Linked DNA regions of Mus musculus: regions 1, 3, 4, 5 and 6 are each linked to region 2. A link is a loop called in an ENCODE intact Hi-C map of the cell type or tissue named here. Cell type or tissue: left cerebral cortex. All regions are shown on one strand. Links, peaks and the distances in the headings refer to the core of each region. The heading gives the core; the rest is flanking DNA.

The links. A loop is a pair of places that touch in the nucleus more often than their neighbours do. Peaks named below come from ENCODE experiments on the same cell type or tissue, not always from the same donor. Only the 100,000 strongest peaks of a DNase experiment are listed, where the experiment ranks them.
Region 1: it touches region 2 in a loop (5-fold over the local background); 11 of 42 quality-filtered maps call a loop at or near these places.
Region 3: a loop joins it to region 2, with 10 times the contacts of the local background. A loop is called at or near these places in 13 of 42 quality-filtered maps.
Region 4: it touches region 2 in a loop (2.4-fold over the local background); 13 of 42 quality-filtered maps call a loop at or near these places.
Region 5: it touches region 2 in a loop (4-fold over the local background); 5 of 42 quality-filtered maps call a loop at or near these places.
Region 6: it touches region 2 in a loop (4-fold over the local background); 15 of 42 quality-filtered maps call a loop at or near these places.

The regions. Positions count from the first base shown.
Region 1 is chr2:135,550,721-135,555,644 of GRCm38, forward strand. No RefSeq gene overlaps it. Among named protein-coding and RNA genes, the nearest start is that of Gm31993, 12 kb to the left of the region's middle. In left cerebral cortex, for the core only: a CTCF peak has its summit at 2,486; a DNase peak (open chromatin) is centred at 3,856.
Region 2 is chr2:135,657,897-135,662,820 of GRCm38, forward strand. It overlaps Plcb4 (phospholipase C, beta 4), which reads left to right and starts at 1,651. Exons shown (of 39, transcript NM_001355153.1): 1 at 1,651-1,834. In left cerebral cortex, for the core only: CTCF peaks have their summits at 743 and 1,962; DNase peaks (open chromatin) are centred at 737, 1,110, 1,394, 1,828 and 3 more places; H3K4me3 peaks cover 2,318 bases; H3K27ac peaks cover 1,720 bases.
Region 3 is chr2:135,924,469-135,929,392 of GRCm38, forward strand. The region is part of intron 7 of Plcb4 (phospholipase C, beta 4); the gene reads left to right. Among named protein-coding and RNA genes, the nearest start is that of Gm14210, 110 kb to the left of the region's middle. In left cerebral cortex, for the core only: a CTCF peak has its summit at 2,601 (motif pointing left); a DNase peak (open chromatin) is centred at 2,605.
Region 4 is chr2:135,907,539-135,912,462 of GRCm38, forward strand. It overlaps Plcb4 (phospholipase C, beta 4), which reads left to right. Exons shown (of 39, transcript NM_001355153.1): 5 at 1-41; 6 at 812-871; 7 at 2,563-2,706. Among named protein-coding and RNA genes, the nearest start is that of Gm14210, 97 kb to the left of the region's middle. In left cerebral cortex, for the core only: no CTCF peak of the experiment used is centred there; a DNase peak (open chromatin) is centred at 2,620.
Region 5 is chr2:135,710,157-135,715,080 of GRCm38, forward strand. The region is part of intron 1 of Plcb4 (phospholipase C, beta 4); the gene reads left to right. Among named protein-coding and RNA genes, the nearest start is that of Plcb4, 53 kb to the left of the region's middle. In left cerebral cortex, for the core only: no CTCF peak of the experiment used is centred there; a DNase peak (open chromatin) is centred at 1,933; H3K27ac peaks cover 1,209 bases.
Region 6 is chr2:135,437,715-135,442,638 of GRCm38, forward strand. All of the region lies in intron 31 of Plcb1 (phospholipase C, beta 1), which reads left to right. Among named protein-coding and RNA genes, the nearest start is that of Gm31993, 100 kb to the right of the region's middle. In left cerebral cortex, for the core only: a CTCF peak has its summit at 1,942 (motif pointing right); DNase peaks (open chromatin) are centred at 1,925 and 2,228; H3K27ac peaks cover 308 bases.

The sequences.
Region 1 (4,924 bases), core at 324-4,323, 110 kb before region 2:
TTAAGGGATGTAAAAGAAACTATTTTTTACAGGAGACAGAAATGTTTACAAACATATAAAAATGATTTACAAGCACATCAACATTTCATGAAATAGCACAAATGCATATCAACCACACAGAGCCAGTCAACACCGCATGTTGCACATAGATGCTGACTCTGAATAGCCAGCTTTATATTTCTCTTCCTGTCTAGCTACAATAATAAATCACAAACACAGAGAGAGGGGGGGGGAGAGGGAGAGAGAGAGAGAGGTCAATGCCCACTCCTTATCTAGTCCATTGGTCTCAGTGTCAGAAGAGGATGGAGAGGATGGAGTGGAAGAAAGAGAAGAAACTTACAGTAAAAGGAGCTTAAGATGCTTACCATTTTTGGCTTTGTATGTGGACTAGAACTGTCCTGCTTGAGGCCAAAGCTGTTTCCACAAGGAACTTTGCTTTCACGGGTGGAAACACCTTATGATTTCAAAAATAAAAATTAAAAAGGAAGGTGGCACTGAAGTACAAATATCAAAAAAATAAAAAAACTGAACCAAAGAATACAAATAAGAAATTTGCAAAAAGTATATTTAATAAGAGGAGTCATCAGACCAAGTTGTTACCATTGCATCGTTTTAACCCATACTTAGGACATCATCTTAATTGTTGGCTAGCCTATGAAAGAAGTTGTTAAGTTTTCTGGTTGATTACTGTATTAAGGGCCAAGGCTGACATAAGGAAATTCCACAGTGACCTGAACAACAGCAGATCTCAGCGTTTTGTGGCTTCTAACAGTTACAATGCAGGCACTGGGAGGTGAGGTGTCCTTCCTCACTCACAGCATGGGGACATAGGACCTTTCCTCAGATGCATGCTGGAAGCCTCACACTCTGCCCATAAAGATATGAGTTGAACATCAACCTTACTTCACCTTCATTACACCTTCAGAGTCACACTGGGAATTCAGACTTCAACTTAAAAATTTGGAGGGTGACACAATCCAATCACAACAATTACATCATCATTTATATGTACTGCTAATACCAATCAGGTAATAAAATAGCCAGTAGTAGTTAATAGGTCATCGTCTGTACTTACTATGTGACAGGATCTCTTCAATGTGTTTTAAATTAAAGTTATATTAATCTCATTAGAACTGACAACATTGCTATTGGATAGGTGCAACATTTTACAGATGAACAAACAGAAACACCAAGACGTTAAAGTGGTCCTGGTAGGGCAGAAAGTGAAATACGGGCAGCACAGTTACATACTAATCTCAGGTAACAAATAATACATTTGTATAATATTTATCCCTTAAGAATTACAAAGGGATCTGCAGCCCTATAGGTGGAACAACAATATGGAACAATATGAACTAACCAGTACCCCCTAGAGCTCGTGTCTCTAGCTGCATATGTATCAGAAGATGGCCTAGTCGGCCATCAGTGGAAAGAGAGGCCCATTGGTCGTGCAAACTTAAACTGCCTCAGTACAGGGGAACACCAGGGCCAAGAAGTGGGAGTGGGTGGGGGAGAGGGTGGGAGACTTTTGAGATAGCATTGGAAATGTAAATGAAATAAATACCTAATAGAAAAACAAAATAAAATAAAATAAAAAACATCTAATGACCATCGCACAATTGCCAAAATAAGAAGCATACCTAAAATCCAGGCTTATTAAAAAAAAAAAAAAGAAAGAAAAAGAATTGCAAAGGACACTCACTAAATGTTGTTGATCTGAAATGAAAATGTTACTAAGAATCAAGGTCCTCACTTGCTAAATCTTACACTCAGAGAGCAAGGTACATTTCTTCTTGTACAGCAACAGTGAATCATAAATTGTTCACAAGAACTTGCTGTTTTCAAGGGATTCAGAGGAGCTGTTGAGAGAGCAAAAGCAAAGATTTGTTCCTTCCAAATACAGCAGCTCCTTTATACAGCATCTTCACACTGAGGTGACCAATCAACATTCTCTTGAGAGAAATCCATGGATTCTCTTGACATACAAAGCCAAATTTTTTCTCCCTTCCAAGTGGGACTGAGGAGTCCTCATTTGGGCACTTCAGCGTGTTGACCTTTTTGAGTACTGTGGACTGTATCTTGGATATTCTGTACTTTTTTCCTAACATTGACTTATTAGTGAGTACATACCATGCATGTCCTTTTGGGTCTGAGTTACCTCACTCGGTATGATATTTTCTAGTTCCACCCATTTGCCTGCAAAACTCAGGATGTCCTCATTCTTAATAGCTGAGTACTATTCCATTATGTAAATGAACCACATTTTCTGTATCCATCTTTCTGTCCTGAAACATCTGGGTTGTTTCCAGCTTCTGGCTATGACAAATAAGGCTGATATAAACATAGTGGAACACGTGCCCTTGTGGCATGGTGGGGCATCTTTGGGTTATATACCCAAGAGTGGTATTGCTGGGTCTTCAGGTAGATCTATTTACATTTTTCTGAGGAACCTTCAGATTGATTTCCATAGTGCTTGTACCAGTTTGCAACCCCACCAGCAACCACAAGGGGGGAGACAGGGACCTGGGAGGGAAAGGGGAGGGTGGAGAGGGGAACACAGTCTGGTATTGGGTCTGGGGGTGGGGGAGGACTGAAGTCCCGAAGGCCAGCAGAAAAAAGTGGAAACAGGCACCCTCGGGAAGTAAGAGGTTGGAGGAACCCTGCAGAATGTACTAGAGACCTGGGAGGTGAGAGACTCTCAGGACTCAAAGGGAGGGACCCTAGATGAAATGCCCTTCAGTGGGGAGAAGAACTAGTAAAACCTACCTCCAGCAGGAAGACAGGGCATCAAGTGAGGGATGGGGTTGCCATCTCACAGTCAAAACTGTGATCCATAATTGTTCCTGTCTGAAAGAAATGCAGGGATGGAAATGAAGAAGAGCCTGAGGAAAAGATGGTCCAGTGACAGGCCCAAAATTGAATCCAGCTTAAGGGGAGGCCCCAAGGCCAGACACTATTACTAAGACTATGGACCTATCCTGACTGCCTTCCAAAAGACCCAAAAGCAACTGAAAGAGTCAGATGCAGATATTTGCACCCAACCAATGGACAGAAGCTGCTGACCCCTGTGGTTGAATTAGGGAAAAGTTGGAAGAAGCTGAGAAGGAGGAGGGTGACACTGGAGGAGGATCAGCACTGGACCCCTGAGATCTCTCAGACACTGGATCAGCAACCAGGCAGCATAAACCAGCTGATATGAGGCTTCCAACACATATAGAGCAGAGGACTGTTGGGTCTGAGTTCAGTCAGAGAAGATGCGCCTAACCCTCAAGAGACTGGAAGCTCCAGGGAGTTTAGAGATCTGGTAACATGGGACATGGGGGTAGGGGCATCCTCATGGAGACAGGGAGTTGGGGAGGAGATATGTGATGTTGAACAGTCAGAGGGTGGACCGGGCAGGGGGGGTGGATAAAAATCTGGAGTGTAAAAGAAAAAAAGATAAATACATACATACATACATACATACATACATACATACATACATACATAAATGTTTACCAAATTACTCTTTGTTAAGTAAAATTATCATACTTTTTGGATGCATTAAGCTGTTCATTTGGGAGCCTAATATTTTTTTCCTGTTTTAAAAGGGATTTTATGTCTCAAATTAGTCATTCTGAAACAGTTTCCCTAAAGAATTTCCCAAGAATGCCTGGTTCCTTATAGGACTCAAAAATACACCTTTTTTTGAACCCTGGCTAATGCCATAGTCTGCTCAAGGTTTTCCCCGTCCTTCTGGGTCTGAGGACATCGCCATACACTACCTGGCATCTCAGCTAGCACCACTGAAGTTCAGTAGCTACCGTACAGAATACGTGTCCCAGAAGGATAAAAACATTTACTGTACTGCTTTCCAGCAAGGATTCTACCCACACTTGGTGTCTAAATGTAAAAGTCTGTTCCTGGTGTCTGAGGAAGGAGCAGAGAAAGGAGTCATCAGGAAGTTCTTCCTGGGGTTGGAAGTGGCAAGATTAACTGGGCAGATTGATTTTCTGTGATATCTTTTAATTACTTTCTGTCATTTAGAAAAATTGTCTCATAACATAGCAAAGCTATTAGACAGAGCGTTCCCACTGAAGACAGTCCTATGGATTGCTGCCGGTAATCACCTGTAATTCTGGAGAAATGAACAAGAAATGAAGCTTTAACCCTGACCATCTATCAGTATCTTCCGTCCTGTTTATTCCTCTTTCTGAAAGTGCACTTTGAAGAAAAATCTAGTCACTTCTTCCCTGATTTGAGATCTCTCTGAGGATCGATACTTTAGCTAAGTACAGCAATCCATTGTAGAATTACAGATAACTTATTTTAGACCATCAGATGCCTACAACAAACTAAGGTTTAGAGTGATTATCCTAGCAGCCCTGGAAAGCAGCCCTAGCAGCCTTGTGTGTCAGGCAGGGTATGTCATGTGTGTGTGCGTGTTCTAGTGTTTCCTCTGTCTCTTTTTCTCACTTTTTACTATTACTTTGCAATGTTACATATTTTCTCATGACATTTTCATGCATACTTAGTTTTTTCTGACCCTCCCCCGTGTTCCTGTCCCCCACTCCCTGCTTAAACCCTTCCACCCCCTGTCCCTGCTGCCCACATCCAGATCACATGTATTCTATTGCCCTCCCTACTCCTCTTCCTTTAAGGCTCTTTTCCCCCTCTGCTGGTCTCCTTTCTAATTTCTTGTTCCCTAGCCACACTCTCCCCCACATAAAACGCACACACATAAGAGTTAGAAACTAGGATCCATAGATGAAGGAGAACACGTGGTGTTCATCTTTTTTGAGCCGGGACTATATAGTGTAATAAAACATTTCCACTTCCACACACTTTCCTGCAGATTTCACTTTTCCTTATAGCTGAATAAAGTTCCATTGTGCATACCCACCATGCTGCCCTTATCTACCAGTTAGCTAGCCTGATGCAGCCT
Region 2 (4,924 bases), core at 385-4,384:
TCTGTCTTGTCTAATGAAAATCTGCATTTTAAAAAGCCTTTCAGGCAGTTCATGTGCCCGGTTTGCGGCACTCTCAAAAGCAGTCTTAACACACTGGCATGAAGACCCTGACCAGTGCAGTATCAGCTTTCTCTGGCATCTTTATTCTCTTTTTAACCTTGGTGGAAAAGCTGATCTGGCTTAGTGAATGTTTCTGTAGGTTTTGTCACAGACAGGCAGGCAGACACTGCAGAAAAACCTTTTTCAAGGCTAACTTAAATCTGAAGCTTTGTGTTTGGCTAGAGAGTGGTCAGTAGCTCTCAGTCCATCTCCCTTAAATTGGTAAATTATTTTTTTCTTTCTCGTTTTGAGACAGGGTTCAGGTTGGTCTTGAACCGACTGTATAGTTTAGGCTGCTCTGTAAACTAACTGGGATTACAGGCATGTACCATCACACATCACACTAGTTGATCAACTTTTGGTGGTTATTTTCTTTCTATCCATGCTGAAACGGCCAGAATGAACGAAGGGTGCGACACTTTGGGGTTTTCAACTGCTGTATCCACGGTGCCTGGACTGTTCCTTTGTGCCTACACTTCTGCCCTCTTCTCCATTTTTTTTTTAAGCTAACCTCTAAACCGACCCCTTTCCTCTTGACCCGCCAGCCCAGTTCAGGCAGCTGAGCATGCCCAGTTCAGCCGCCAGCATGGGCCCCAGTCCCCAGTGCGCAGGTGCCACGTCTCCGGGTTTTGGTGGCCGCCGCCAGGCAGGAGAGGGAGGAAGCCGAGTGGCCTCGGTAGGAGGAAGCCCTCGGGGAGTTCCGGAGCGGCTCCAGTGTAGGGTCTCCACAAAGGGTGACGCTGGATGCACATGGCCAGGCCGCCTCAGCAGGACTTCGGGCACCCGGGTGTCGGTTCAAAGGACAAGGAGAGCTGGCCACAGCGATCCCCAGCATCCCTGGAACCGAAGTCTGGGGGGGGGGGGTGGAGTGGGGTGCACGTCTCAGGATCACTTGGGGGAAGACTTTGGAAATCACTTTCTGGCTCAGTGTGAGCCCGTTGTAGTACTTCCTCCGGCAGATTGTTTTTCGGGCTGAATGAATAAAATCCCTGTCTCACAGTGCCTGCTGCAGTGTACAAGCTCTCCGTGTTTGTTCAATGTAACATAGACGAAAGCGCAGTTCCCGCTCCCCGCTCCCGGTTCTGGCTGGCTCGCACCCCCTCCTCCCGGGCCGGGCACCCGCTGAGTCCGTGGCCAGCGGCGCGTGGTGTCCCGCTGCTGGCTCAGCTCAGTCCCCACGGGCGCGCGCCCAGACCCTGCACCGGGAAGGCGGCGGCGGCGACCCCGGGACAGCCAACCCCCACCCCGGCCGGCCCGCGCGGCCCCGGTCCACCCCCAGCCCCGCCGGGCGCCGCACTGGGCATGCTCCGTAGCCCGGCAGGTTGGGGCTGCGAGGCGACGGCTTGGGCTCCAGAGGCAGCGTCGCGGCCGGGAGTAGGGGCGGCGGGCCCGGGGCCGCACGGGGCCCGGCTCGGCGGGAGCGGCGGGCGGGCGGCGCCCTGGGCAGCGGGCGGCCGAGGTGAGCGCAGCGGGGAGGCGCTGGCCGGTGGGGGGCGGAGGCGGCGGAGGGCGGGGCGGCGCCGGAGGGGCTCGGCGGCCGCGGCGGCGGGGAGGGGGTGGCGGCGCGCGAGCGGCTCAGGAGCCGCGCCGCAAACAGGCTCTCACACGCGCGCACACACACACACACACACACACACACACACACAGACACTCACACGCGCGCGCGCGAACACAGCGGGGCTCCCGGAGGCGGCGGTGGCCGCATCCCCGGCAGCGACTCGCCTGGAAGTGACAGGTAGGAGAAGGCGCTTTGGGTCCCGCCCGGGGATGCTCCCGCCGCTCCCAGCCCGCCGGGCTACTCGGCTTCCCGCGGGTGCGTCCCGGACGCGCGCGCGCGCCCCCGGTTGCCCTGCCGGGGACCCGGTGCAGGTGCGGGGTGCGAGGCGTCCTGCGCGGGAGGCAGGGGACCCCGCCGCCACCCGCCTCTCCGGCAATCATCTGCTACTGGGTTTCCTCTGCCTACCCGGACGTTCACCCTCTTCTGCGCTAGAAATAGCTCGGCTCGACGTGTATATGATTATTTTGGTTGGAAATAGTTGGCACTGTGCAACGCATGTAAATGTGTGTGCGTGTGCATCTTCAGCGTCTTCTGGGGACAGCTTACGAATGATAGACCGTTTCCAGTTGACACTGACAGGCTAAGCGCTCCTTCAGGACAGTATCTGGGCCTCCTAAAAGCATGTAAAAGAACATTGCTTTATTTTCAGAAGTTTAAAGTTGTTTTTTCTTAGTCAATTAGAAATTGTCTATATTGTACAATTTTTGAGTTTAGACTCAGTAAACTACTGAATCTAAGTGTGAAAACACAGAATTTTCCAATTGAACAACTCTAGAGTTATAAAGCCAGCATTTCTAGAAAGGCAAATGTCTTATATTCCACAAATATGCATGCATTTGAGATATGACTTTAAAAAAATAACCCTAAACTTCTATAGTGCTTCTTCCTATTTCTCTAAAGCAAGGGGCTTGAGATTTAATTTGGGGCAAAACATTCATGGACAGTCGCCATCTTTTGAAGTAGAAGTGGGATGCATAGTGGTCCATAAATTTAAATTATCCATTGGTGGAGATAATGTGTTGAATAAACATGGCTAGCAGTAAAGTCCATGCACAGGCAGGTGTATAATGCTTTGAAAAAAATTGAATTTCTCTTTTAAGGAAAAATCAGACCATAAAATAAAGATGACCAGGAAGAGCAACCAGTGACTTTTTACCTGGGTGGACTCCCAGGATCTCAGAAAGTGAAGAACTACTCTTTAGGGTAGGAAGATGTGTGTGTGTGTGTGTGTGTGTGTGTAAAATTTCAACTTAATCCTTTTAGTATTTTTAAGACTGATGTTTTTAAAGATGTGTTTGAACTGAGAACCGAATATTTTGAACCCTTCAAACTTTAATATCCTAAGTTGCAGAGTGATACAGAGGATGAGAAATTCCTCTCACTAGGATTTTGTGGTGTAATCCCTGACTGACTGTGTTATGTAATCTCGAATTTTTCCCCCACAGAACAGTCTTGCATAGTTTTCAACTGGTGTATTGATCTATTATATCATCTATTTTTTTTTTTTACACTGTAGACATTTAATACATGACTGGTGTCTTGGGGAGAACCTCGTGTAAGAAAAAATTACTTTTAAAATGGAATTTCACTTTCTGAGCGTTTTTATGTTGGTGAAACTGGTTTGACAGAAGGAGTGCATCTTCACATGTAACAGTGTGCTGCAGAGGGCTGAGTGTTGGCCTCCCAAGTGTGCTCTGCTCCCCTGCCCCCTCCCCGCTTTTATTACTCAGCCATCAGAACTTAGTTTTGATTTAGCTTTGATGATATCACTACCAGCTCTGAATTAATCGCTGTGGAAATGCTGTTTTACAAGTAACTGTCAAAACAGAATTTCAAAAGACTCCATTTGATCACAGAGAGCACATTTACATCTGTTGGAATAATTCTACTTTTACTTTACAAATGCACACCCACGCAGGAGGGCTTTGTGCTGAAATATTCTCTTTTCCGAGCTTTATATTTGTATCTTTTAAAATGTGAATGATGTTAAAACTTACATGCCTCGGAATCCAGGCTTCGTGCTTACTTTCATAGCTGATAGGGAAATATGGGAATTAAAAAAAAAAAAGAAAGGAAAAACCCTTAAAGCTTTCAAAAGAGCTTTTTAAGAAGTGGAGTTTAAAGGTTTGTATCACCCTTGAAACCTTTCATCCCATCCCCAATAGAGACCAATGGGTGCTGGTGCTGCTAATATATTTGTTTATCCTCTTTCCAAGAATCTAGCTGCTTGTAAATCAATTTATACTGCTGATTTTGTACAACATGGTACATCATTGGCAGCCCTAGTGAACGTGCTATTTTCTTAGGCTACTACTAATTTGTTTTCGATTTTGGTTCACTGGGAATTGAATGACTAAATGATTGCCTTGCGTTCCTGCCTACCTGCCCTTCATATGAAATCGGGTTTATACACGATTGTGATGTTGTATGTGAACCCATCACAGTGGCATGTTATGTTGTGACAGGCTGGGATATAAGCTTCTGGGAACAGTGTCTTGTTTGTCACCCCCAGTTTTTTAGGTGCAGCAGGCAAAACCCAAATGCCAGAATTGATGAATTGGTGGATTTTTATAAAGTTAATAATTAGCTGCCACTTTTTTTTTTTTAAATTTTAAAGTCTTCAGTTGCAAACAAATTACATATATTTGGACCAGAGCAGTTAGGTAATAGTGCTATAGAAAGGAATAGTTTTTGTAATTTTCACACTTTCAACAAATGCCTTGTTAGTGAACTCAGCTACTTTGGGGAAATATTACTTGATAATGAAAATTGTGAGGCACACTAGGACTCGTTTCGTGTCATTTGTGACCAGTTCCACTGCTTGCTTACTATCAGGGATGACACATGCTTTGAAAACCAGATCTTGGTGAGTTCCATAAAAGCAAGATGCGCTGCTTCTGATACTTAGAATGAGGTCAAGAATCCTGAGGATATTTGCTGATCACTGTTGGTAGTGCACAGCCAGACTGCAGTTTGTAAACAGTTACTTTTCACTTCCTAAGTGAAGGAGTCTGTGGAGGAGATGTAATCACCTTGTGAGAAATAAGGACATCCCCTAGGCTGACAGGCACCTGGTTTTACTGCTCAAGTTCAAATGTTAGCCTTGTTTGCAAGGATACTGTTTAACTCTCAGGGCAGTCCATGTCACTGTTTCCCATGTCCAGGTCCGTCAGACCCAAGGCATAGAACAACCTTGCTTCTATCCCTTCGTATTTATTTTTCTGTGTAATAGTTTTTTCTTTGATAAAGCCCCACCCTTTAAAGAAG
Region 3 (4,924 bases), core at 595-4,594, 270 kb after region 2:
ATCTTAATTGTGGGTAGGAGCATTCCATAGGCAGGGGATCCATGGCTGAATAAAATAGAGAAAATGAACTCACCCTTAGCAACATTCATTCCCCTCAGCCTCTTTTTTTGGGGGGTGGGGTGGGTGGGGTTGGTTTGTTTTGTTGTTGTTGTTGTTGTTGTTGTTGTTGTTGTTGTTTTGTTTGTTTGTTTTTTGTTTTTCAAGATAGGGTTTCTCTGTATAGCCCTGGCTGTCCTGGAACTCACTTTGTAGACCAGGCTGGCCTCGAACTCAGAAATCCGCCTGCCTCTGCCTCCCGAGTGCTGGGATTAAAGGCGTGCACCACCATGCCCGGCTTCCCCTCAGCCTCTTATCGGGATGACCGGGCCAGCTTCTTCAATCTCATCCTACCTTGACCTCCGCACCAGGATGGAAGACAGTTTTGAGTCAGAATACACTCTTTCTCTCTTACGTTGCTCTTGTCAAGGCATTTTACGGCAGCAATAGAGAAGTAACTAAGATGCTTGGGTAGAACACCATGGCAGGAGCACATGACAGAGGAGGTTCTTCATCTCATGGTTGCAAGGAGCAGGAGAAAGATGAACAGAGAGAAGCCCAAACTAAGATGTAGCTCCCTGACTGCTTGGCTCCTACTCTTACAAGTTTCAGGATCTCTCAAATAGCATCACGGGATCAGAGAGTCAGCATCTCTGAGCCAGAATGTGGGTACTCACCAAACACCTCACTTGCTTGTATTTTGGGAGATGCACTCTTTTAGGTGCATCACACCTTTCAAATGAATCTGCACAGGCTCACACGGCAGATGTAAAGTCTAATCCAGGGGAAGACACCTAAGACTCTATTTCTAACAAGTTCCCTGGAAATATTGCTGCCCCTTGGCCAGGAATCATATGTCTGTGTGTGTGTGTGTGTGTGTGTGTGTGTGTGTGTGTGTGTGTGAGAGAGAGAGAGAGAGAGAGAGAGAGAGAGAGAGAGAGAGAGAGAGAGGGAGGGAGAAGAGAGAGAGAGAGAGAGATTGCTGAGGTTATAGTTCAGTGGTAAAGCCCTCACCTCCCATTTATGAAACCATAGGCTACACACCCTCTCCCAAAAAATTAAAAAGAAACAGATTTCTGTTCTCCATCCTCTGAGTCTCCATACCTGCAAACTGAGTCAGGAGGTTGGACATGATCACTTAGATTTAAATAATTTCCAGGTTATCTTGCTGATATTCCAGAAAGAAGGGATGGAAGGAGAGGGAAGGAGCAAGAAGGAGGAAAGGAGAGAGGGAGGAAAAGGAGGGGTGGGGGCTTTTAAGGTCTAACCCAGGCTAGCACTCCTGGCATACTTTACCTAGCAGGTCTGTGCTACTGTTGGGTGTATTTCCTTGGGAAGACTTCCACAGTGCTTGAAGCAGGGACAGAAGAATGAAGAGAAATTCTGTGAGTGGTCTCCTCAGATGAATAAGGCGATTTGGGCTAATGTCGTAGAAAGAGCTGGACTGGGATCTAGGACATGGAAAAGGAAAGAGGAAGCTAAACCACAGCCCTGGCTGAGCTGGAGCTCTGTGGATCCCTCTGACCTCGAGCTTGTAGTGATAAAGCAGTGGTTCTCAGCCTATGTGTCATGACCCTGGGGGGGGGGGTCAAACAACCCTTTCACAGGGTTGCCTACGTAAGACCATCAGAGAACACAGACATTTACATTACAATTGGTAAGAGTATGAAGTAGCAACGGAATAGTTTTATGGTTGGGGGTCATCACAGCATGAGGACCTACAGCATCAGGAGGGTTGAGAAGCATTGTTCTAAAGGAAAATTGTTGCTATAGCAACTGAGTTTCAGTTCATGTGGGTTTAGTCTAGTTTTGTTATAATTGTGTGTTTCTGCATTATCTTAATGAGGAGGGGTTCCTTTTGTTTGTGACAGTGTTTTCTAGTGTTCTACAGCAAGGAGACACATAATGAGGAAGGCCCAGACATTTGCCAGGAGCAGGATGCTTGATAACTCGGTGTCTGCATGAAGAAAATCAGGTCAAGAAGTGCTAGAAGCCAGACCCAGTGTCCCCAGGCACCTCTTAGCTTTCCACATGCCCAGACAATCCTACACAAGACTCCTCAAGGATTTTATTTTCCTGAGAAGGGATACTGGAAAAGGTCAAATCAATCTATAAAGTATAGAAAGGATTATAGAGTAAGAGAACAAAGTGGTTATCAGTGCTAATATGTGTAGTTAGTATGGTCAAGGCTTTGTCTTCAATATTCAGCACAAATAAAGTAAATAAAACTAAAATATAAAAGAAGGGTGAGACTTTACGGAAGCCACACCTCTCTGTATTCAGGTGCTGTTTTTCCTGTCATGGTGAAGTTACCTGGTACCCCTGCTGCGTGTGCCCACCGCAAGCAACTCTGAGACCCCACCAAGGCATGTCTGTTATCCAATAGCTCAAAGATACACCTCTAAGGGTGACATGCTATTAAAGTATTCAAGCTTACCTACAGCAATTCAAACAGGTGTATTTTTAAGTCACCACTTTAAAACCTGTTAATCTGGAAATAAGCAAAGGCCTGTAGCTCATACCTGGAGAAACTTTCCAGAGAAATTCTGGGACTCTACTGACACCTGCTGGCATCTCATCTCCTTAATGTTTGAAAAGAGCAACAAAACACGTCAGGCATTAATATTTCCTGTAGTTACTGGCACGCATACTATGTGTTTGGCCTGAGTCATGGCATGGACATGGAGGAGGTCTAAAGGACCTTGCCTTCCCTGACAGAGAGACAGGGAGCAAGCGATTGGGTGAAAACATCCCAACATGGGGACCTGACCCAAGACGGGCTCTGTGACTCTGGGCAAGGCCCTCAGACCTGCTTTCATCTTCATAAAAAGAACACGTCACAGCCTCCCACTCAGGGCTAAGCTATCCCTGAGGATGGTGGTGACATTTGCGATGCGTGAGTTCTGTCATGAGTGGTGATATCAAAGGTCATCACCTTTCCATTCTGATAAATAAGAGTCTTCCCCAATTCTATTAAAAAAGAAGAAGAGGAGTAGGAGGGGGAGGAGAAGAAGAAGAAGAAGGAGGAGGAGGAGGAGGAGGAGGAGGAGGCGAAGAAGAAGAAGAAGAAGAAGAAGAAGAAGAAGAAGAAGAAGAAGAAGAAGAAGAAGAAGAAGAAGAAGAAGAAGAAGAAGAAGATGATGATGATGAAGGCAGTTTAAGCCTCCTCAATACCTCCCCTCCCCCAGTATCTGGTGGTTATTTCTAGAAACAACTAAATTAGTGTGATCAAAAAACGTTGTTTCTCTGTACCGGCCACTTCTGTGCCCTAGGAAACTGTGGACTTTGTTCTATGTTTTGGAACAGATCTCAAGCCTTCAGGTTGAGAAAAATACTCCCAGTTAATGCCATCCAAATTATTTGTGCTTTTTCTGTCTGCTCCTGGGAAACTGTGTGGGCCTGTGGTTTGTTAGGCCAGTTACAGGATATTCAATAATCTCCGGGGAGCCAAGTCCATATTTAGCCCGACAGAGGAAGAGAGGTCTGGTAATGAGAAAAGAAGCAATTCTTTAAAGCTCCTGTTTCGTTTCTTGATTCTCTCTCTGTGTCCAGACCTTACCTGTTTGTTGAAGCTTTTGATGCTATTTGCAGTTCTCAGAAAACGGCCTTTGCTAGCTGCAAAAGGAAAGGTGCCTCCTGAGAGTTCTTCCGTCTTCCATCAGAAAGCTGTCAGCAACGTCTGGGACTCTCCAGGGCAATAAAAGCCATTAGCTTCACACCCAACAGAACGGCACTAGTGAGGATGTAGAAGTTAGCACCCTCATGCACTGTTGGGAGAAATGTAAGATGATGTAGCTATCACAGAAAGCAGTATGGCATTTTCTTTAAAAAGTTGAAAGGCTCCTCGTGTCGTCCTGTGACCCTTGCCTGTGGGCATTTATGCCAAGTAATTCATATCAGTTATTTACAGTATTCAAGACAAAGAAGCTCAGGTATCCATGGAGAGAAGAACGGATGGATGACCGTGGCATGCACATACAATTGAATTCTGCCTTGTAAAAGCAGAATTTGGCACATTAAATGAAAGCATAATGCCGAGAGAAATAGCCAGTCAGAACATGGAAAATCCTGTGTGATTATTCTTGTGCGAGATACTTAACATCGTTTAAAACATAGACCCAGGAAACTGACTAGCGAGGGTCAGCGGGAGAGGCACAGATGGGGATGATGAGTGCAAGGTATTGAGGATTAGCTAAAGCTCCTGAGACAGAACCATTTATGTCCTGTGTGTCTTTACCGAAATTAACAGGAGAAGACATCAAATAACAAGACCCAAACCACACTGCTATAATGCAGTTATCAGCTCAGGGCTTTCAGACATGAAATCCCTCATCTGGTAACGTGAAGCCTGGTGTTTTGGGGCAGTGCTGTGCACCAGGAGCTTCTGTGATGACAACAGTGCTTCTCCTGGGCACTCTCAGGACAGGGCCTCGAGTCCTCGTCATGGCTTTTTGTGGGGCACTTGAATGTCAACTGAGACATCCAATTTTAGACTTATTCAATTTGAATTTAAGGAATCCTATGATCAACGACAGTGACATTCACATTTATGTGACTACCCATTCCAAAATGTCTTCCTCCCCTTGGCAGTAGCTGCAAACTTAAGGAGGTAGAGTGGGCCGGGGAGGAGCCTTAGCTCTGTTTATTCCCAAGCTCCAGTTTGCTGCACAGCATGTCGCCAATGTGTCATTCCTTTGTGGCATTCATTAGCATCAGACATTGGATCCAAGAGCAGTGTTGGCTTTGGTTCATGGGCTAGCCTTTTCTAGAAAAATGCCCTTTTACAGACCCAAAGTTCTTTCCTGTCATGCGTAATCTGTCCTCACTTTTCCTTGTAAACCCGTGGAGTGGTGGTATGAACTGCAGCTGAGGTTCAGGTCCTTATACA
Region 4 (4,924 bases), core at 331-4,330, 250 kb after region 2:
ATGAATTCGGCTTCTTCCTGACGTGGAAGAGTGAAGGCAAGGTATGGCATAAGACAGCAGCTTGTCCTGCCTGCTGTCCAGGTCAAGCCACTTCCCTTCCCAATAGGTGGACCAAGCTCCTCTTGAGGGCATGCAGACCACGCTTCCTCCTTCCCTTGAGATTCTTCACTGCATGATTTCCCGTCCCACTCCTTGGGGATACCCTTGGAACTGAAGACATTATACAGTTTAGCTCTCAGAGATTCAACTGGAGGAACAAAGCTTGCATTTTTTAAAAGAGCTACAAGTCATTGGGAAAAGGAAGTTACATTGTTATAAAAGCTTGGACAAAACAGGTCTGGTTTAATCTTGAGAGTTAGCAATATTTTCTAGAACGTAATGTTCAAGCTGAGACAAACATGATCTGATGTGCAGCGCAGCGCACACTTAGTGAACACTGGAGATGAACCAAGACAGGTGGAGTTGGCAGTGTATAAAAACTGGCGTTATTCCTACTTAATGTTTTATATATGCAGATATTTAATGATGCAAGGCATTATTATGCATATAAATGCAGTAATACTTTATAAACATTTTACTAATCATTTAGAATTACACTCATATATATGTATTCATATTTATGTGTATACAAATATGAAATAGTTTTGAGTCTTTTCTTTCTGATCATTAGACATCATTACTGTTATTTGCTTTGCATTTTGCTATTTGTATGAACAGCGTTGATTTTATCTTTAGAAATGTTTGTTAATACTCTGGGCCACCAGGCTGGCAGAATTGAAGTTCATTGCCGGGGTGTATGCTCTCTCTGCAGGAAGGACAAGTGCTAGAATGTTCCCTCATCAACAGTATTCGCCAAGCAGCCATACCAAAGGTAAATGCAATTGGTGGTGTTCTTCAATTTTATTTTATTTATAATGTGTAAGTGCATGCGTGCATGAGTGTCTGTGTGTGTTGGGATGACGTGAGTGTGCATGTGCTATCCACGTTCCTGTGGAATTGGTTCTGTCTGTCCAACTTGACATGGGTTCTGGGAATACAACTCAAGTCATCATGCTTGTGTAGCAAACACTTTTACCCTCAGAGCCATATTGCTGGCCCTGCTGTTCTTTTAAACATAGATTTACAAGAGTATATTTTTCATCTATAACTCTTAGGTGACTTGGGTTACATTATTTGGATTTCAGTTATATTAGCAATGTTTTAACCCTTTGCTCTTCATGTTTAACTGATGACTGTGTGGGTTTACATGGCTGAGGCACCCATACTGCTTCATCTGTGCACTCAAAACACTAGTGCACACAAAAATCCTGGCTGAACTCTGAGAGGGAAGGCACCTGGAGCACAGAAATCAGGGATCGTCAGAGATTGGTGTGCTTGAAGAAGAAGCGGTCTACAGAGTGCTGTGCGGAATTTAAAAGGTTTCTCTTCATAGAATGTTCAACCACAGAATTTATTTCCCTCACTGTAACTGCCTTGTGTGGTTTCAGATTTCCCAAACAAAGTTCTATTCCTGATTGTTTGTTTGTTAATTTTTACTTGTCAGTTGGCCTCTTTCATGTTAGCTATGTTTCCTGTGTAACTACTTATTGGAATTTCCTCTGGAAAACAAGCGTGGTATTTTATGTGGGAATCAGGGTAAACTTTCACAGCTTTCCTTCCATGTGAGGATGCAAACATTATAGAAATGCAAGTGCTTGTTCTTTGTATCCAAGCTGCATGTGAGTCTTAACTTCATTTCCTCAGAGTAGCCTATGCTAGTGACTGTGGTGGTGGTGGTCTCATTCCTGGTAAGGAAGCCCAAGCCTGTGTTCTGTTGTAACAGGCTCCGTGGGATATTCATGGACACAAGCAAACACCAGTACAGTCTTTCCTGAACATCACCAAAGCTGAACTTTTCTGAGAGTGACAATCAAAAAATTCAGACAAGGAGGCGGGACATGTGGTTCAGCAATGAAGAGCACTGGCTGTTCTTCTAGTGGACCCCAGCCTGATAAAGTCCCAGAGCCCTCATGATGACTTTCACCTATCTGAGCACTTGGCACAAACAATCATAGACATACGTGCCATCAAACAAATAATTGAGATTTATTTTTAAAAGATGTATACAAAAGACTATTGAGCCAAGTTTTCTTGAAGAAGAAAGAAGAAGGAGAAGGAAGAGGAGAAGGGGGAGGAGGGAAGAGGAAGAAGAAGCAGGAGCAGCGGAAGCGGAGGAAGAAGGAGAAGAAGGAGGAGGAGGAGGAGGAGGAGGAGAAGGAGGAGGAGGAGGAGGAAGAAGAAGAAGAAGAAGAAGAAGAAGAAGAAGAAGAAGAAGAAGAAGAAGAAGAAGAAGAAGAAGAAGAAAAGTATGATGCTCTTCTGATGCAGTTTTTGTGCACTGTAATGCTGGGGACTTCAGCCCTCCAGGTTTTATAATAGTGCTAGTTCCCTGGGGGGTTTTAATGCAGCAGGGACCATTTCCCTTTAGGTATATTTTTTGCATGAAGTGTGGTTTCTTTTCACCGCATTTTTCTCCACACTCTGCAACCTACCATATTTTTTCCTATTTTTATACATCTACAGGATCCCAAAATCCTGGCTGCTCTCGAAGCTGTTGGAAAATCTGAAAATGATCTGGAAGGGCGGATATTGTGTGTCTGCAGCGGCACGGATCTGGTGAATATCGGCTTCACTTACATGGTGGCTGAAAATCCAGAAGTAACTAAGGTAACATCTCAATGGCCTCCCTCCCCAATAAGTGTATGGTGTGTGTGTGTGCGCCGCGCGCGCACAGTTGTTTAATGTTTAATATAATTTTAAATATGAAGTTGAGAATTGTACACGCATTTTAATCGTTTAAAAGTTCACTGCTCTGCTGGAATATTTCTGTAGAAAATTCAGCATCCCAAATGCTTTCATTACCCATCACACACAGAAGTCAGCCCTGCCTGGCATGATGTGTTTTCAGAAAACTAGCCCAGGCCTCCCATAACTTGAATGTGCCCAGGAGTTCCTGTGATCAGTAGGTCTGAGTTAAGAGACAAGAGATTCCTTTTCAGTTAAGCTCAGAGAAGCACACTCTGAGTATCAAATACCTTGGTCAGTCCTGCCCACCAGAAACAACGTAAACCATGAATATGGCTTAGGTGTAGCTGTGTGCGAGAGAGCAAGCATGGTATGCATGAAGTTCTAGTATAAAAAAAAATGAAATAAAAACATAAAACGGTAATGAGTGGCTCAGTAGTATATACTGTGACAAGCGTGTTCAATATCCTGGGTTCTACCCTCAGTGCCAGAGACCAACATGGCTATAACTATTTCTGTAAAATATGGTTATTTAACCCAATATATTCTAACCATTGTTGTTTTAGTATGCTATAAGCATAAAATTTACTAATGACATAGTTTACATTCACTTGTTCATGGTGTTTGACATCTAGTGTGTATTTTTACATCAAACATGTCAAATTAAAAGTGCAAAGTAGCCGCTGTCTACCCTATTGAACAGTGTAAACTCGGTTGCTTAAAAATCTCAATCTCTTTTCCTCAGTAAGCTGTTTGAAGCATTGAGTTAAGACCCATCTTATATCATGATGCCCATTACGTAGTAAGAAACCATTGCCCTAGCAAGGTAGTCCCTAAAGAGATTTTGATGCAAAAATCTTCCCAACTTGACTTCCAAACATATGTAATCTATATGAAAGAGACCAAGTCTTTTCTATCATAGAGACCTGGGTTTGGGAAAGGAGAGGTCTTTCATTTTCCATTAATCTCATAATTAGAAACACAGCATAGATTTAATGAGAAAGGTAGAGATGCTGAGTTGTATAGGAAGGATAGTCACCAGCTAAGATCAGGTGGGGAAGCAAAGGACCATCACAGTCATGGACTCTGGGTCTAACAAGAGGCAGAATTGAGTGTTGCTCATTCTGGGACCACGGGGCTTACTCACCATCACTTGCATGGCATGGCCCTCATTCTAGAAGCACTGGCCTTACCAGGGATGTCCTTGCGCACGTGTCCCAGACCCACAGAGGCACTGATGCAGAGCCTGCATTGGTAAAAAACAGCTTCCAAGTGACTAGTGTGTGTGTGTGTGTGTGTGTGTGTGTGTGTGTGTGTGTGTGTGTGTCTCAGAGGCTCTTGCTTTGTGCCTTTGGAAGAAGGCATGGGCCCTCCAAGGACAGCCTTTGCTCTGTCCTTGTGGAAGTGGCTTTGTAGGTTTTGTGCTTTTGTTCTGTGTCATCTCAGTTTGGGAGAACAGCTTTTACAGGCCTCTCAAGTTTTTATTTCTCTGCTCAGACAGGAGCCTAATTTGAATGGATTATTGACCTTGATCTAGACAAATAGCTTTGCATATTTGCTGCAAAGGTCTTTCTGCTTGCCGTTTGCCATAGCAACCTTGACTCTTGGGGATCCGTTCTGGCTAACTGTGAAGAGAATGACTTGCTTGTCACATACACATGTTTGGCTACTTGAAATTTTGCAAAAAATATTGTAAACTTTGTTGTTTTGTGACATCAATTCCTGACAGAAAAACAAACAAACAAACAAAAACAACAACAACAACAAAAACCACTGTGATTCCTTCTAACTCCAGAATCTGCACTCGGGCTCCAATTAGCTGAGCAGAAATCCGTACTTTTCCTTCTCAGCCAACTGGGAACATAGACACCATATTTACTCTTCTGTGTCTCACTTATTTTTTTCTTCTGTGAAATGAGACTTGCATAAAAAGTACCTGCTGTACGATTGTGAGGGTTGCTGGACTTGCTGCTTTGAAAACGCACGATGCATTTCATCCCCCTGTTAGCTATGATGATCCCAAAGTCAGAATGTAAGCTGGAGGGGTGGGGTGGGAGAGATCAGGATGAGCCTCCTACCATCTTATCTCTCGGACATGACAAATAGACTGTGGAATACCAAAGACCACATGGGAACATAG
Region 5 (4,924 bases), core at 381-4,380, 52 kb after region 2:
ACACACACACACACACACACACACACACACACACACACTCCTTTAGTTTAGACAACTGCTGTGTTAGCTTGTGGGGTTCAGTGCCCAAAGCTACTGCTAACTTGTTTGCATTGAAAATGTCTGACAAAAAAAGAAAAAAAAATTTTTTTGTAAACAGTTTTCCAGTCAGTAGCTCATTAAGAAAATTTTATTTCTTGTAGTTATAGGAATAGCCTGTTGGAGTGAACCAACTTTAGGATTCTTCCATGTGGGAATCACCTGTTGCTTTTGCAGTGTGTTCAATGTCAACTAGATAGAAATACTCAGTTAATGTCCTGAAATACTCAGTTAATGTCTGTAGTGTTCATCATTGCTGGGAAGTATTAGCATCACCCTTTTCTTAAAGTTGACTATCAAAAGAAAAAAAATCCAATCCAGTGTATTTGAAAGTACCTCCATTTTGTCTGGAGGTTGCAGGTCTCCGCCTTCAGCATTCTGAGAACTGGGGTTAGAGGCTATGCCATCACACCGGGGTCTTCAGATCTCAAATGGAAACACTATTTTTCTCAACAATGGGCTTGGACCCTACTTATCAGTTAACCATGGAGCTCAATTATCTGCTATTTAAGAGTGGTTTATTTAGGCAGGGCTGGAGAGATGGCTAATTGTTCATGGTCAGTACTGCTCTTACGGATGACTCAGTTTGACTCCAGTACCCACATTTGGTGACACACTACTGCTTGTGACTACATTTTCTGGGAAATCAAATATCTCTGCCCTCTGTGGGCACCTGAAGTCCAGTACACATACTCATACACAGATACAAACTCATCATTTAAAAAACAAAATAGATAAAAAATTATTTTGGGACAAGGTTTTGCCTCCCAATATAGTTCATGCAATATAGTTATAGACCTCTTAATCTGTGGTCCTCCTGCCTCAGCCTCCAGAGTGCATGAGAGACCATCACATTCCACTGCAAAGGTCCATTGCACTGTACTTAGACCAAATTAAAAATGGGTCTCACTTTGGATGTCCCTGCTACGTAGTCCTTAATGACGCTGTTATCACAGAGTTGTCCTTGAGTGTTTCCTCTTCCCAGAATTTGTGGCCAGTTCTTGTCTGATTGGCAGCGCTCAGCATTTGAGACTCATTTATAAAATGTATATACCCTTGACCAAGAGTGGTTTAGATAAACTGCTGTTGAAGCAAACATTTTACTGTATTGCTCATTCCTTAGGGATGACAGTGTACCTTTTGAGCATCACAAAACACTTCATAAAGGCCTTTCTTTCATAAGCAGCAGCTCTGGGCCAGGCCTAGAGCACATTCAGAGACTGCTTTCCTGTACGGTTTCTGGGCAAGAGCATCGCTTTAAAGATGAGGAAAAGCTTAATGTGTACTTTGGCTTGGGGATTCCTTATTAAGAACATGCAGATCTCCCCAAGGAAAACTACATTTGCATGTACAAGCTCTCCCTGTAATTAGAACAATTTCCTCCTCCTCCTCCCCCCCTTCCAGCCCCCTTTTAAATTCAGCTTTTCAGTGTGTTAAGTATAAGGTTTTTGTCTTTTCCACAAAGGCAGGCCTTTCTGAAGGGATTGAAGGCTGAAAAGTCTCAAGCCGCTGGGATCCCTGCACCAGCAAGGAGAACTGCATGGGGGAGGGGCTGAGGTCTTACACACACCAGTTTCGGGGGGCGGGGGGGGGGGAATGCCAACCCCAGTGCTCAGAAGGAAAATTAATAGGCTCATTTAAACAAAAGTAAAGTTCAGGAGGCAAGTTTTCTTCTATTCTGAGGTCCGTTTAAATTGTAATAAAAATTAAAATGCCTGAAATATTTTGGCATTGGAACTCGGCTGTGTTAGCTCGTGGGCACCTCCCAGCTTCCTCAGATAGCAACACAAAACTGGCAGCCCCCCAAGGGAACATTCTATCAGGACCTCCCTGGGAGGCAGGGGAGGGAACTTGGAGTTCTGATTGCGCAAGCGCGCCACTCTTGTGTCCTTGCATTCAAAGACTGCCTGCTAGCCTCTGCCCCTGTGCTTGCCAGCTGTGGTATAGGTCTGGATGTCTAAAGAAATGGCAGGAAATACCGCGCATTGTGGGGAAATCATATCTTGCTAGATACTTTAATTACCTTTGTAAGATTTTTTTGGGGGGTATCATAATCAAAATTGCTAAAATGCTTAATTTTATTTGTTTCTTAATAATCTAAATTGCTAAGTATTCTAATATTCCAAATTGCTAAAACAGTCTCAAACATAATTAAACCCTTGTTTGATTCTGGACAGTTTTCAGCGCCTCCAGGTTGTTACTTCTATTGCATCAATATGAGTTCTATTCATTGGTGTCCCTGTCAGGAGAATGCCAAGCACAGAGCCGGGCATGACTGGCTACCCCACCGAGCTTTGTGTTCAGCAAGAGTGAGAGGGAAGTGCGTTGAGATTTTTTTCCTCCTCTTCTTCCTCCACACAAGGGTTGCCCCGATTCACAGAGAACCCCTGCCTCTGCCTCCAGATCAGTGTGATTAAAGGTTGCTACTACCACACTATCCCCAGGAAGGACTTCTAATAAACCAGTCTGGGACTGACAGAGGACCCTTTGAAATACGCATTCTGTTCAGATGGGGGGTGAACAGATGTTAGGTTCTGTGGAGAGATAGGAAGATAGCGATGCTTAGAGCACGAATACGATACTGACCCCATTTGAAGAAGCTGAAAGTAAATGGCCTAAGTCGATGCTCGGAGGTGATACCGAGCGAGCATGTCGGAGGGTAGTGAGAGTCTGAGCTCACTGCTTTGGGAGGAAGGAGTGTTAAATACTACATGTGGGGTTACATCAGGACCTCCCCTTCTATTTAATATTCAGCCCGTGAATGAGTCATGACTGTAAGAAGAGTTAACCAGAGGAGTAACAAGACCCAGTTACCCAGGTTAGGGGTCCCTTGCCTCTCCCGCCGGGCAGCTGTCCAGAACCCTTGGTGGGACCTGGGGAGAGTTCACACAGCTTCCTAAGGCGTCCTGACATTTGCTCCTGTCCAGTCGAGGTGTACAATTGCAGAGGGGGCACTTCTTGCCTAACTAAGCTTGTGACAAGCCTGGGCAGGGTTCTACTGCCTGGAGAAGGTGAGCTGATGGTTAATGCTTTGCTGTGAAGCCGCCTGATGACAGTGAATTTCACAGGACATCTGGCCAGCTCCTTTCTCCCTGCCAGGCACCCATCACCAGAGGTAGCCTTTGAAGGTCTTTGTTTGCTTGAACAAAGGTGGTGGACTTTATTTTTTACACCTACCCTCATTTTGAGATGTGAACCTTGTTCTGAGGGTTGACTCCTTCACTGAGAACTATGAGTTTGTGGTCTATATGAAAACTTACAATTATATTAAAATTTCCTAAAATCTGACTATGTTCTTTTTTTGTAAACCTCTGAGTAATAAATCAAAACCTGAAGAGCCCCAAAAGTTCTCGTACAGCTGCAGTGTGAAGACAGTCTTGTTTCGTAAATGAGGTGTCGTGTTTTAGTCACCGCTGAAGGTGCTTCCATACTCTCATTCTCTGTTCATAGTAGACTTTAGAAAGCCGTGGACGGTATGATTAAAATGTAAATCTATTGTAATGAATAAGAGTTCTTTACATCCGATGGGGTTGCATCCTAGCACACGGTCGTGTGTGTGATCGGCTGCTGCTCAGCATTAATGAAGTTTATCCTAAATTACAATTTTAAAGTGTGATTTTTAGACTCTGCACCTGGTGTTTTTTCAGGCTTGTAGTATGCCTGCTTTAGTAGATTGTTAATGCTACTTTAAAAGCACTACAGGAGTTTGGAAAAGAAGAAAGCTCTTCATGGTCCTGGTGTCTGGCAAAGCCACCGACAGACTTCTGGGCATTTCTGGCCCTCCATAAGGACCTTACACATTTGTAGTTGAAAATGTGGTGGCTTAAGTACTTAAATACTCATCATTTACAACTCCATTTTTGATGTTATTATGCTCTAGGTGACATGAGAATGCTGTGTGCATGGCTTTAACTATTCTATGAACAAAAATGTAAATTACAAGCATGCTAGAAACGCGATTCAGTTTCTTTATACCTCTCCATTTTCTGTACCTCCAAAGGAGCTGCTCTCGAGGCTCCATTTTCATTTCTATTTTAATTTTTGTATTCTTGCCCCATGTATATGCCCGTAATTCTCCATCTTTTCCCGCAACCTGCTGAACTCTTCCGTTTGCTCCAGTAGGTTTCCTGTGGCTTCTTTTGGAGTTCTCACATGGAGAAATCTATTCTCTGCACCCACCAGGTTTATGTGCTTGCAGTTTAACGACTATGTAATATTTCAGCCTTCATTTTGGCTTCTTCTGTTAAAGTAGGTTTGCAGTCCATATGTTTATTTATTATTTACCCATTTCCACTTATTTGATCAGTGTATATATATATGTCAAAGGGCAGGAAATGCTTTTGTAGCTCAGGATATGTGAATTTGCACGTGGCATCGAAAACTTTCACAAAGCCGTTAGGCCAAAACGTCTCACGTCTCACTAGGAATTATGAATTCAGTCCCTGCTCCTCCTTCTGTTCCCTGTGCCTCAGCTACCCCCGCCTTCTTGCTCTTCTGCAGTCTTGTTTCATCTCATTCCTACCCCAGGGCTTTACCACCTGCACTTAGCATTCTGCTCCAGAGCCTTAGACTCCCTTATCATGTATGTTTTATGCTCTTTTTCCCTACCTAGAGCTGTCTGTAGCCGCCCTATCAAAAATGCCCGGGTTTTGTCATTCCCTTTCCACCCCGTTTTGTTTTAACTACTTAATTTTATGAATAATCTATGGCTTATTGTTGGTTTCGGTCTTAGGGTTTCCATTGCTGTGAAGAGACACCTTGAACAAGACAACTCTTATAAAGGACAAGATTTAATTGGGGCTGGCTTATAGGTTCAGAGGTTCAGTCT
Region 6 (4,924 bases), core at 395-4,394, 220 kb before region 2:
AGAGATTTGAAGCCAGCTTGAACTGCTTGAGACATTATCTCAAAAATAGGAGTAATAAATTAATTAATTAAAAAAGAAATTCTCATTATTACAAAGAGCTCCTCTTTATCAATAATAAAGCAATCCTCCAAGACAGTGCTAAGGAAAGCCAGTTAACTGTATGCAGTGTGAGTCTAACACTGGCCATGCTCAGTGACATTATCTCTCTGGGTCTGACTTGAGGACCCCATCCCAGGAAGTAGTACAGAACTGGCCATATGCTGGTGTTCTCCGGCTAAGTTTGCAGTCCTGGGAAATATGTTCTTACCACTTCCTTGTCATCAGTAGAGGGTTAGTCACATAAGAAATGTGTGAGCAGGCACCCCAGTGTGCCCCTTCTAGGATAGATGAGTTGGGTGAGAGAAGTAGCACTTTCACATCCAAAGGCATGAAAGTTCCAGTAATCATCAGACATCTGCAAGCACCGTGTGAGCTCTGATTTCATTTCTCTCTACACACTGTTCCTGTTCTACTATAATAACAGTCATTCCTGCCTCCCCAGGGCTACCTACTGTAATGGTATCAGAAACACAGTAAACAGAAAATCGCATCCATCCAGCCCTGGGGAGCCCAGGAATGATAGAAGTGAGCTTTTATCACTTCCATCGTCTGGTGGTCAGAAGTTTCACTGTGTCAGTCTACAAGATAATAGTTCCTAGAACCGATGGGATGCTGAGAGCCAGGGAGGTCACCTACATTTTGAATGTAAATACTCCAGTAATAAGTCCCTCTAAGGATAATAGGAAAAACATGTATTTGAAAACTTCTCAAGAACTCATACTATACCACACCACACACACACCACACCATATACACCACACATATACCAAACACATACACCAAACACACATACCACACATATACACACACAAAACAAACATAACAAACACACATACCACATACACACACACACACACACACACACACACACACATACACACATACACACACACACACACATTTCATTCAGGCAATGATGGGGATCCAACAGTCCATTCAACACTAATTTGTTACAGTTAGAATAAGTGGGTCTACATGTCATAACCTGGGTTAAACACTATTTAGTGAGTGGTTTCCCCCTGCCCGATATGACCAAGAGCCATAATTGAGTAGAAGTATAGAATGTACAGCCTCGCCAGGGCAACAAAGTAAGCCAAACAATGCAGGGTGGCTATGTCTGTAGTAATGGTAGTGGAGTTGTTGATACTCTCTAGCAGAGAAAGCTGTAGAGGTCTCCCATAAGACCCTTGCCTGCAACTCTACCTGTTAACTCCTGCTGTCACCAGCTGTGTGGTCTTAGGTGAGAGCTAAAGTACACAGTAGATGAACTGTTTTGAAAGGACTAGTCCATAGTGCACTTCCTTGACACCCGTGCTGGTGCGGGGTTTTCAGTGATGTGCAGCAGGTGAGCTGTGCACATTCTTGTAAAAAAAAAAAAAAAAAAAAAAAAAAAAAAAAAAAAAAGGCCTTTGCGCACAGTCCTAAAGAGTAACCTCCATGAACTCATTGGCTCACCAAGCAGGACTTTGGTAGAATCATTCCTCTAGTGTGTCAATGTCCTGTGTGAGGTGAGTAGACACTTGATAACATCTCCCCCAGGAAGTAGCTCAGGACTCTAAGGCTAGAGATGCTGAACCAGGAAAGATCTCTCAAATCCAGAGTTTAAGATCAGCCTGGCCAACATAGTGAGACCTCGTTTCCAATAAGACGGGATAGGAAGGACCCAAAGAGCAACTCCAACTTGAGAAACTATGAAAACATATGCCTATTAAGGATTTTCAAAAACAGTGTAGGGAAGAGGAAAGATAAAGCCTGTTTCTCTGACTGAATCTAAACATGTATTGGCCAGGAGTACAAAGCATGAGAAATAGTTCAATACATTATTTCCCCACTAGAGGGCAAAAATGACTCCACTATGCCAGGCTTTTCAGGATCCACAGTCAAAATGATTAATCATGGGGAGGCCAAAACAAGAAGCCTGAGAGAAAAAGAAAACAAGAACGAACGAACGGATGAGCATGCAAATGCAAAATCAACACGTTTGAACTTGAACTTTCCAGGACAGGGTGAGTTGTGGAAAAGGTCCTCTTCCAAACACTCTTCCCATTCTCCCTTTCACTTCCCAGGTTTTCTAATCCTCATTCTGCAATCCTCACTGGCACTCACTGGTGCGGGACCAGATCAGATAGATCTAGTGGGTGGGACTTTTCTCAGCACAGCAGGAGTCTTGGTGATTAGAAAGGCAAAGACTCTTATAAAATGGTCACAGCTCCAGTGGCCCTGTGCCAGCTGCAGGGGCTCCCTGACTTTTTCCCCTCGAGGAATCTTCCAGTAAAGCTGCAGCATTTACTGAAATAAAAGTACTGGTGGGTGAGGTGGCTCTTGGTAACATCTCTTTTCTCTCCCTGCTCTACCATGGCTCAGCCCCTTCCAGCCTCCCCAAGACTTAACCAAGATTACAGAAAGATTCCAGACCAGAAATGTGTTGTGTTTGGGAGAGGGAGGAGAAGAGGGAAATTCATGATGAAGCCTCGTTGCCTTTAAACTATTTATAATAAATTTCCACTAGAAAAGAGCCTTTGGCAGACAATCATTTTCTTCTGCTGCAGCATGACCAAATACAGTAAGTATTCAAAATGAAAAACTGAAAGGCAAGAAGAGGAGCCTACAGCTGGGGCAGGCTGTTTTCAGATCTCACACTAGTAGATGAGAGGAAACCAGGAGGGGAGCCCCACCTCAGCCCCAGTATCTCCCATTTTGCTGCTCTGAAGGGCTAGGAAGCCTTCTCCATTAGACAAGCCTCCTTCGTGCTTCACCTTAATTTTCCTCGCATAATTTTAAATACAGATCATGTCTACAGCGCAGCAATTAATGGATAGCCTAAAGACTTATTATTTCCAACTAATTGATATGTAGGAAAAGTTTAAATAACATAACAGGGATAGGGAAAATTTGAAATGATGTGTGCTCAGTGCATTTAGAGTTTGTTGGAGGTAGCGAAAAACACCTGAAGGAAAAGGGATGTGACCTAATGGAGAATTGATACAGGAATCTCCCTTTAATGTTTGTGAGCATATGGATGGAGAAGTGGCTCAAATATCACAAAATGGAGTTAAGATGTTGACAGGTTCTCTCCCACTCACCCCCGACCCCTGTTCTAAGATGCCTTACCAGAGAAATGGGGTTGAGACTGTATTTTGAACAATGTTGTTGGTAAGGAGGTAGAAATAAGAAAAAGAGGCCAGCATTTCCATCCTAATTTTTTGTTCTCCCTTGACACCAGCTGGAGGTGGAAGTCTCCAAGGTCAAGTTGACTTAGCTGCCATAGACCCTACCCCAAACGACCACCACCTCCATGTCCAAGGTCCCAGCAAAATAATGCAATGCATCACATTCCTGGCAAGTGTAGAATCTGCCACATGGACTAGTGACTTTTCAAAATTCACTAGTTCTATTTTTCTGCTTCTTTGGTTTTGTTTTGGTGGCAGTCTCCTGCCCACATGTAGCTCAGACTGACTTCAACTTCTCAATGGAATTGAGAGTGACCTTCCTTCCTCCTCTCTCATTCTCCACCCTTACCTCCTGAGGTCAGGTGATAGGCCTGCCCCACCACACCCAGTTCTAACTCTGAACTGCATGTAGTAGGTAGCCCTATGCTACATTTTAAGAATTGGAAAACATTCTTTGTTTACAACTTTCCCTTCTTGATGTCTCATGAAAGATCCTATTAGTATATTTCTAATATATTATTTTCCTGTAAAAATTTACAACACAAATCTCTCCTCTCTCCTCCCCTCCCCTCCCCTCCCCTCCCCTCCCTTCTCCTCTCCTCTCCTCTCCTCTCCTCCCCTCCCCTCCCCTCCCCTCCCTTCCCTTCTCCTCTCCACTCCTCTCCTCTCCTCCTCTCCTCTCCTCTCCTCTCCTCTCCTCTCCTCTCCTCTCCTCTCCTCTCCTCTCCTCTCCTCTCCTCTCCTCTCCTCTCCCTTTCTTCTCCTTTCTGTCTTTTTCCACTTTCAACCTTCCAAGGTTACCAGGAATTTGAATCTTGTTTGTACAATTTTTATACTTTTTAAGTTCACATAGGTTTTCTATATCACATGTACATGTCTTTCTATAACATTATATAGTTTGGGATATTGAGTTTTAAGGTGTGTGTGTGTGTGTGTGTGTGTGTGTGTATGTATGTGTGTGTGTGTGTGTGTGTGTGTTGCTTCAGTTGAATCAAATGGCATCCTATAACATTAGAAGTACTGTACTAAAGTATGATAGTGTATAGTAAAGTATACTGATAGATATTATATATAACCTTTACACAATTTTCACTTTGAAATGTGCACATATACTCTTCAAAGCCATTCTAGAGCTTTTGGAGTTGCAGTAGTTACAATAGCCCCAAACTAGGACTAGCACAATGGCTATCACCTGTTCCAGGCTGAGATAAAATGTGACTGGTTCATACAACTGAATATAGTCTACCAATAAGAATGTATAAGCCACAGTGGCACACAACAAAATGTGGCCAAATTACAATATTACACTGTTGATATGATGTTTCCTTTCTTGGTATGTGGGTGCTGATTAAATGGACATGTTGACTTGTCAGACAACACTCGTGATCTGTGGAGATGCTGCATCTGTTAGTTGTTGTAGCTAAATAACAAATAGCATTTCAAACAATGGCATAAAGTCAGAAATGTACAGTTTTTCATGAGTTGGTGATATAGAAAAATCTGGTCTTAGGGCTTCTTGTTGGTGTATATAGCCTAGCCCCTCCTTCCTATTATAGCAGGCTGTACAAGGCTCCAAAATGGCCTTCTTTGCAACAGCTTGGTTTTGTTTTCTTTTGTTTTGTTTTATTTGTTTTTTTTTTTTTTTTTTTTCATTT